Regions from separate parts of the Homo sapiens genome. Here region 1 is linked to region 2. A link is a contact called in ENCODE POLR2A ChIA-PET data. All regions are on one chromosome and are shown on one strand. Each heading gives the region's core, a stretch centred on a gene start or an enhancer-like site at or near the end of the contact. The rest is flanking DNA. Distances are from core to core; before and after follow the strand shown. Region 1 holds the start of AADACL4 (arylacetamide deacetylase like 4). Region 2 overlaps TNFRSF8 (TNF receptor superfamily member 8).

Region 1 (3,881 bases), core at 1,079-3,578, 570 kb before region 2:
TGTTTTTGTAACCCATGGGGAACACTTCCAGCAGCACAGAGATGTATTTTACGAATTCACTAAACATCTCTAGACATATTAACCCTCCCAGATGAGGAAACTGAGACACAGAGAGGTTAAGTAAATGGTGCAGGACCGCACAGCGAGTGAGTGACAGAGCTGGGACACACACTCAGGCAGTCCGGCTGCTGTCTCTGTTCCTTATTCCTAAGCCCTGCTGTCAGTTAAGCGTGGCCTCCTCATCCTCCTCCACAGCTGCCCTGGAATCAGTAGGAGCTGTTTGGCTTCTATAAGGTCTCCACCTAGGGTTGGGACATTGGGGTTAACTCAGGTTGCCTGCCACAAACAAGATGTCACACCACTGTTTCCAAATCCACTGCAACTCTGGGTGCATGCTGGTCCACCCCAAACCCCCAATCCCCAAGCCCTGCTCAGAGCCTGGCTGGCACGGCCACTCAGAAATGCTGGGTAAATTCATGTATACCAACAAAAGTAAGCACCTACCAGATACCAGGCTCTGTGAGTGGGACTGGGCTTACAGAGATGAATAAGGAAAAAAACACCTGTGAAGCTAGGTGCAGTGGCTCACACCTGCAATCCCTACACTTTGGGAGGCCAAGGCGGGCAGATTGCTTGAGCCCAGGAGTTCTAGACCAGCCTGGGCAACATAGCGAAACCCTGTCTCTACCAAAAGTACAAAAATTAGCCGGGCATGGTGGTGCGCACCTGTAGTCCCAGCTACTTGGGAGGCTGAGATGGAAAGGATCGCTTGAGCCCAGGAGGTTGAGGCTGCACTGAGCCATGATTGCACCACTGCACTCCAGCCTGGGCAACAGAGCAAGACCCCGTCTCAAAAAAGTAAAATAAAATAGAAACAACCTATAGGTAAGTCAGTGCACTGAGGGTGAAAGTGTGCGCGGCTGAAGGAGGGGCAGGGGCTGTCAGGCCACAAGCCCGGGGAAGGCAGGAACTGGGTCTGAAATTGTTTTTGAATTCTCAGAAAAGAGCCCAGTGATTGGCACTCGGTAAATGTTTGATGCTAAAGGAAGAAAGGAAGGGAGTTAGAGAGAGCAGGAGAGAGGAAGGAAGAACGGAACAAAAGGAGGGAAGGAAGGAAGGTAGGAAGGAAACAAGGAAGGAAGGGAGGGAGGGAGGGAGGGAGGGAGGAGGGAAGGAAGAAAGGAGATAGGGAGGAAGGAAGAAGGGAAAGAAGAAAGGAAGGAGGGAGGGAAGGAAGGAGATAGGAAGAGAGAGAATGAAGGAAGGAGGGAAGGAGGAAGGAAGGAGGGAGGGAGAGAAAGAAAGAAGGAAAAAGGAAGGAAAGGAGCGGAGAAGGAGGGAAGGAAGGAAGGGAGGGAGGGAATGAAGGAGATAGGGAGGAAGGGAGAGAATGAGGGAAGGAGGAAGGAGAGGGAAGGAGGGAAGGAAAGAAGGAAAAAAGAAAGGAAAGGAGGGAGAGAAGGAGGGAAGGAAGGGAGGGAGAGAGGAAGAAAGGCAGGCAGGCTATGGGAAGGGGGAAGGAACGGAGGGAGGGAAGAGAGAGGCAAACAGAATAGCAGATACAGAAGAGACAAGTCTATCTTGAGGGAGTCCGAAGAGAGAGAGACAGAAGGGAAGTGAAAGAGGGAAAAGAGGGTAAGGTACTGAGAACAAGAGAAGAAGCCCCCAGGTTACGACGTGGCCTGAGAGTAAACTCACCAAAGTGACCAGGTAGAGGAATATGCAATGCAGGAATCTCAACTTGGCAGGATGCTGCAAGGTAGCAGGGATATCCGTGGTGAGGAAGTGCTCAAAGACAGCCCAGACAAAGACCCCCAGGAAAAAGATGGGCAATGCCAAGAGTAGCACTAGCCAGGGGACAGCCATGTTCCTGGGGCCTTGAGGAGCTGCTGCCCTGAGGAGCTTGTCTGATAGCTTATGTGAAGAGGACCTGGCTGGGTTACACCCTCCGCCTCCTCCACCTCACTCTCTCTGGGCTAAGCCTGACACCTGACACAGTGGCCTGACACAGCTTCTCAGGGTAAGCACAAAAAGGCCAATGGGAGGTGGAGGAACCTATTTCCCTAAGCAATGTGGGGACCCAGAAAAATCAATACTGCTCATCATGGGGAGTCTTGGAAGGTGAGCTTCCCAAAGATTTCAGGAAGATCAGGCTCAGATGGGCACCTCGGCTCCTGGGAACCCTAGAAAGAGATCTCATATGGGTTATATAGGCCTCCAGGGCCTGATCTTTCAACTGTAAGATAAGAGACTTCGCCAGCTTTCCTTGTCAGAGTGTGGTTAGGGTGAGCACAGCACGTCTCACCCCAGCTCCCTAGCTAGCTTCCCTAACCCCAGTTTTGTTTTGTTTTTTGAAACAAGGTCTCACTCTGTCACCGCCTATGTACCCTCTGGGCCTCTGGCCAGATCAGGGCAAAGACTGGCGTGTTTTCTGGTAGTCATAATCTTCTGGGGTCCTGGGACGGGAGACAGGAATGCCATTGCAGGCAAAACTGGGCTTTATCCAGCCTCATATTCCGCCTCTAAAAATGGTGCCAAGGGCTGGTTTGGGGACAATTTTTATCCACGTTACTTTCTTCTAAGAGAGAAAGAAATGATTGGAACCATTTCAGGAAATAGGCTTTGAGCCTGAAAATTTTAGAAATTTTAATTTGGGCCGAGCACGGTGGTAATCCCACCTGTAATCTCAGCACTTTGGGAGGCTGAGCTGGGAGGATCACTTGAGGCCAGGAGTTCAAGACCAGCCTGGCCAACAGGGTGAAACCCCCTCTCTACCAAAACTACAAAAATTAGCCGGGCATGGTGGCACATGCCTGTAATCCCAGCTACTCGGGAGGCTGAAGCTGGAGAATCGCTTGAACCTGGGAGCTGGAGGTTGCAGTGAGCCGAGATCGCACTACTGCACTCCAGCCTGGGCAACAGAACGAGACTCTGTCTCAAAAAAAAAAAAAAAAAAAAAAAAAAGGGAGAATATAGAAACTATACATATAAGAAAATACCACTACCCTTAGGGCTTAAATAGAGCACCCAAGAAAGACCCCGTTTCCACCCATAGGGATGAGACCCAGCTCTTGTTGGAAAGGGCATAGTGTGAATTTGCTGAACTGGCAAAGAAGTTGCTCAACTGCTACACCAGGGGGACTCACTGGTGTCTTCCTCTTGACACACACACTCAACAAATTTGCTGAAAATCTGCTCCCTTGGGTGCTAGGGAAAGCCATTTATTCACAGGGAGGTGTTTTACTGGAGGCACTCTGAAGTGAAACCACCCAAGGGGACTGGAAGGGAAAGTTATTAACCTCCGAGTGCTGCAGGAGCTTGGAACTAGAAGGCAGACCCCCTTTTTCATTCCTATTATTTATGTTTTAGGTTTTTGGTTTTTTGTTTGTTTGTTTGGTTTGTTTCAGAAAACAAAAGTTATAGAAGAGGCTTTACCCCAGTGAGTATATGCATGGCAGATTTTTGTGTTTTTACGTCATTGTATCTTTGTAAGAGTTTACTTAGGTTTCTCTTAGAGGGTTATAAGATTCACTATTCTGGCTAGGTGTAATTATCTTTTGTCGTTGTTGTTTGTTTGTTTGTTTTTTGTTTTTTTTTTTGAGATGGAGTCTCGCTCTGTCACCCAGGCTGGAGTGCAGTGGTGTGATCTCAGCTCACTGCAAGCTCCGCCTCCCAGGTTCACGCCATTCTCCTGCCTCAGCCTCCGGAGTAACTGGGACTACAGGCGCCCCCCACCACGCCCGGCTAATTTTTTTGTATTTTTAGTAGAGACGGGGTTTCACCACGTCAGCCAGGATGGTCTCGATCTCCAGACCTCGTGATCCACCCATCTCAGCCTCCCAAAGTGCTGGGATTACAGGTGTGAGCCACCATGCCCGGCC
Region 2 (3,843 bases), core at 1,128-3,627:
TGGGAACATTCTGGGTCCTTGTCCTTGGTCTCCCCTCCCGGCCTGCCTGCTAATCTCACTGACAGCTACGGAGTCTATGGGGACCATGGGCCCAGGCCCTGCTCACTCTGCTGGGGCCTGGGGCACACCTGGGGGGCTCTGGCTGCTTATGCTTCCCTCCTGCCATCACACCTGGGTCAATGGAGGGGTAGGGGGTGCAGAGAATGGGGAGCCCATGGTATTGCACATTACTCCCCCGAGTCTGGCCTTGGGTGCCTGCTTTCACACAACTCCTCCTTTACACACTGCTAGCTCTTTGGGGCCAGATCACTACCCCATGTTACAGATGAGGAAACTGCAGCCCAGAGAGGTGTAGCCACTTGCCCAAGGTCACACAGCAACTAAGTGCAGAGAGGTTTGAGCTTCACCGTGTCCCCAATTCTCCCCCATCTCTGGGCCACAGGCTACCCATCTTTAAAATAAAAAAATCCCAGGGCCGGGCACGGTGGCTCACGCCTGTAGTCCCAGCACTTTGGGAGAATGAGACAGGAGGGTCAGCTGAGGCCAGGAGTTTGAGACCAGCCTGGCCAACATGGCGAAACCCCGTCTCTACTAAAAATACGAAAAAATTAGCCAGGAGTGGTGGTGGGTGCCTGTAATCCCAGCTACTCAGGAGGCTGAGGCATGAGAATCGCTTGAATCTGGGAGGTGGAGGCTGCAGTGAGCCAAGAACGCACCATTGCACTCCAGCCTAGGCAACAAGGGTGAAACTCCATCTCAAAAAAATAAATAAAAATAGGTATTAAAAGCCCAAATATCCTCGAAAGAGCGTTCCCAGGAGAAACAAGCTCGACCACTCTGCTATCAAGTTCCCACTGACCACAGAGTCTGCCATGAAGAAGATAGAAGACAACAACACACTTGTATTCACTGTGGATGTTAAAGCCAACAAGTACCAGAGCAAACAGGCTGTGACAAAGCTCTATGGCATGGATGTGGCCAAGGTCAGCACCCTGATTCGGCCGGATGGAGAGAAGAAGGCATATGTTCCACTGGCTCCTGATTACAATGCTTTGGATGTTGCCAACAAAACTGGGATCATCTTGGCTGGGCACGGTGGCTCATGCCTGTAATCTCAGCACTCTGGGAGGCTGAGGCCAGCAGATCACCTGAGGTCAGGAGTTCAAGACCAGCCTGGCCAACGTAGCAAAACCCCGTCTCTGCTAAAAATACAAAAATAAGCCGGGCATGGTGGTGCATGCCTGTAATCCCAACTACTCAGGAGGCTGAGGCGGGAGAATCCCTTGAACCCAGGAGGCGGAGGTTGCAGTGAGCCGAGATCACGCCATTGCACTCCAGCATGAGCAACAGAGTGAGACCCTGCCTCAAAAAAAAAAAAAAAAATAGAGAATTAAAAAATAAAGTAGTGATAAAAATAAAGTAGTGATAAGTATATGTAAAGAGAGTGAGAACACAGATGTACAAAGCCACATATGTAAATAGCATCTCAAGGACACGAAATGCTGGGAGGTGGTGGCTTCTTTTCAGCAATAATTCTCGGTAAATCCATAGCTTGCCACCGGAGGGCAGTCTTCTTGCTGTGCGGAGGGGCTGTGGGATCTCAACCTGGTGGGATGGCCAGCCTGTGCCTCTCAAATCCCCTTGGAAGGAGGAGCAGAGGACTTAGGGCCCCATTTTCCATGTGGAGCTGAGCGAGGAAGGGGCACCCCCTTCCCCTTACACAGGCCCTTCACCTGTCCCAGCTCCCGGTGGAGAAGGAGGCAAGGGCCGGGGCGTCTGCCGCTGCCCGGAGAAGTCTGGCCCTGTGAATTTCCAGGCCCACCCTGCCTGGCTCATCAGCTCCTGCTGCCCTGGGGAAGAGAGAGAGGGGAGCTGGGATGTGCTCGGGCCCTTGCCTGGGAGGGAAGGAGGGATCAGAAAGCGAAGAGTGGGAGGGGGAAGCCCAAGGACTGGAGGGGGGGCTTTTGGGTGGAGTTCCCCGCAGGTTCAAGGCAAAGTGAGGTGTCCACAAGGTAATGAGCTGTGCAACCGGAGGCCCTCCGCCCCACCTTAGTGGCATCAAGATAAAGAGAGGGTGGCCTAAAACCTTACCATTTTCAGGTCTGTCTATTTTCAGGTTGGTTTGGTTTTCCCTACAAGACCAGTTAAAGTTCACTTTCAAAAAGCCCCACCTGGTCTCAGCCGGACCATACCTGTGGGAGACGAGTCTAGAAGTTGTGGGGTGAGCGGGGAGTTAGATCAAATGCAAAATCCCCGAAGGGGCCAGAGCTGAGCAGGGCCAGCGAGGTAAGCACCCCTCCCCTCCCTGTCTCCTGGGGATCTCCACCGCTGTGCGCTCTGTTATTCAAGGTGAGGCCCCGGGCCAGCAGCAGGGGCACCACCTTGGAACTTTCTCAAAATGCAGAACCCCAGACCTCCCTAATTGGAATCTGCATTTTAACAAGAGCCCCAGGGAGTTTGAGATGCGCTGACCTAGCAGAAGCTGAGCAGAAAGAAGTGCAAATGCTGGAACGGTTTGCTTTCCATAGCGAAAGTAATTCTAATAGCCAACAACTGTCAGCCCATTTTACAGATGGGGGAGACTGAGACGTAAGGACGAGAAATCTGCCCAAAGTCACACAGCTGGTCAGTGTTAGGGCCAGGATTTGGCACGTGCTCTGATCCGCCAGCTTCTGCTGCCTGGGGTGGGGGGGTGCTGTAGTTCAGGGCTCTGAGATCCCTGCTCCCCACTCCCCATGAGACTGAGGGTTTTTTTGTTTTTGTTTTTTAAGACAGAGTACTCGCTCCGTCGCCCAAGCTGGAGTGCAGTGGTGCGATCTCGGCTCACTGCAACCTCTACCTCTCGCGTTCAAGCAATTCTCCTGCCTCAGCCTCCCAAGTAGCTGGGACTGCAGGCGCTTGGCACCACACCTGGCTAATTTTTATATTTTTAGTAGAGGCAGGGTTTCACCATGTTGACCAGGCTGGTCTCGAACTCCTGACCTCAAATGAGCCACCCACCTCAGCCTCCCAAAGTGCTGGGATTACAGGCATGAGCCACCATGCCTGGCCGAGACTGACTGCTTTTTGAAATGCTTGCTTCTCCCTGGCCCCCAACCTATCACTAGTTCTGTCTGTTTAACCTGCAGTTTTACCCCCACATCTACCAGCTCTTCCTCACCTTCCCGCCATCTGGACTTGACAGTGACCACCCGAGGGTCTCCTCTCGTCTACCCCATCCACCACGCCCAGCTCACAGTGCAGACACCAGACTGATCTTTTGAAAACACGATCTACTGTCTTCCCCTCCATCCTATTGAAGACCCTCAGATGGCTTCCAACCCAGCTATGAATAAAGCCCAAAGTCTTGTGTTCGCTTCGATAGCACATATACTAAAATTGGAGCAATACAGAAATTAGCATGGCCCCTGCATAAGGATGATACGGAAATTCATGAAACGGTCCATATTTAAAAAAAAAAAAAACCAAAGTCTTAACAGTGGCCCAAGAAGCCCTGCCCTCCTTGCCTGCCTGTGAAGCCCCTGGTACTCTCTCCTACCAGCCTCTTTTTGCCACTGGCACCCCACGGGCACCCCACTCCCTGCAGCAGCCTGTGCGTGCTGTTTCCCTGCCTGCACTGGTCCCTAAATCCAGTGTACCCCCATTCATCCTTGAGACCTCACTCATGAGTGCCACTTCCTCTGGGAAGCCCTCTCTGATCACCCCCATCCAGGTCATGTGCTGTGTGCCTAGCGGAAGCTTTAAGGGACTGTTGGTTTCCCTGCTCACTAAGGTTGTTGGCAGAATTCAGTTCCTTGTGGTTGTAGGACTGAGGTCTTGTTTCTTTGCTGACAGCCAACTAAG

Evidence for each region. ChIA-PET counts read pairs that join two places held with the same protein, here RNA polymerase II (POLR2A).
Region 1: POLR2A ChIA-PET joins it to region 2 with 17 read pairs in RWPE1. The contact joins the promoter of AADACL4 here to the enhancer-like site in region 2. POLR2A ChIA-PET finds 5 or more read pairs at or near these places in 3 of 52 experiments (H1, RWPE1 and activated naive CD4-positive, alpha-beta T cell).

The regions. Positions count from the first base shown.
Region 1 is chr1:12,642,532-12,646,412 of GRCh38, reverse strand. AADACL4 (arylacetamide deacetylase like 4) reads right to left here and starts at 2,328. Exons shown (of 4, transcript NM_001013630.2): 1 at 1,699-2,328. The coding sequence starts at 1,866.
Region 2 is chr1:12,077,490-12,081,332 of GRCh38, reverse strand. All of the region lies in intron 1 of TNFRSF8 (TNF receptor superfamily member 8), which reads right to left. It also overlaps the pseudogene RNU6-777P and the pseudogene RPL23AP89. Among named protein-coding and RNA genes, the nearest start is that of TNFRSF8, 16 kb to the right of the region's middle. RefSeq lists enhancers at 1,839-1,998, 2,319-3,317. Within about 2 kb of position 2,377, at least 2 of the 41 ENCODE cell types and tissues checked have a DNase peak (open chromatin) inside an H3K27ac peak, as active enhancers do.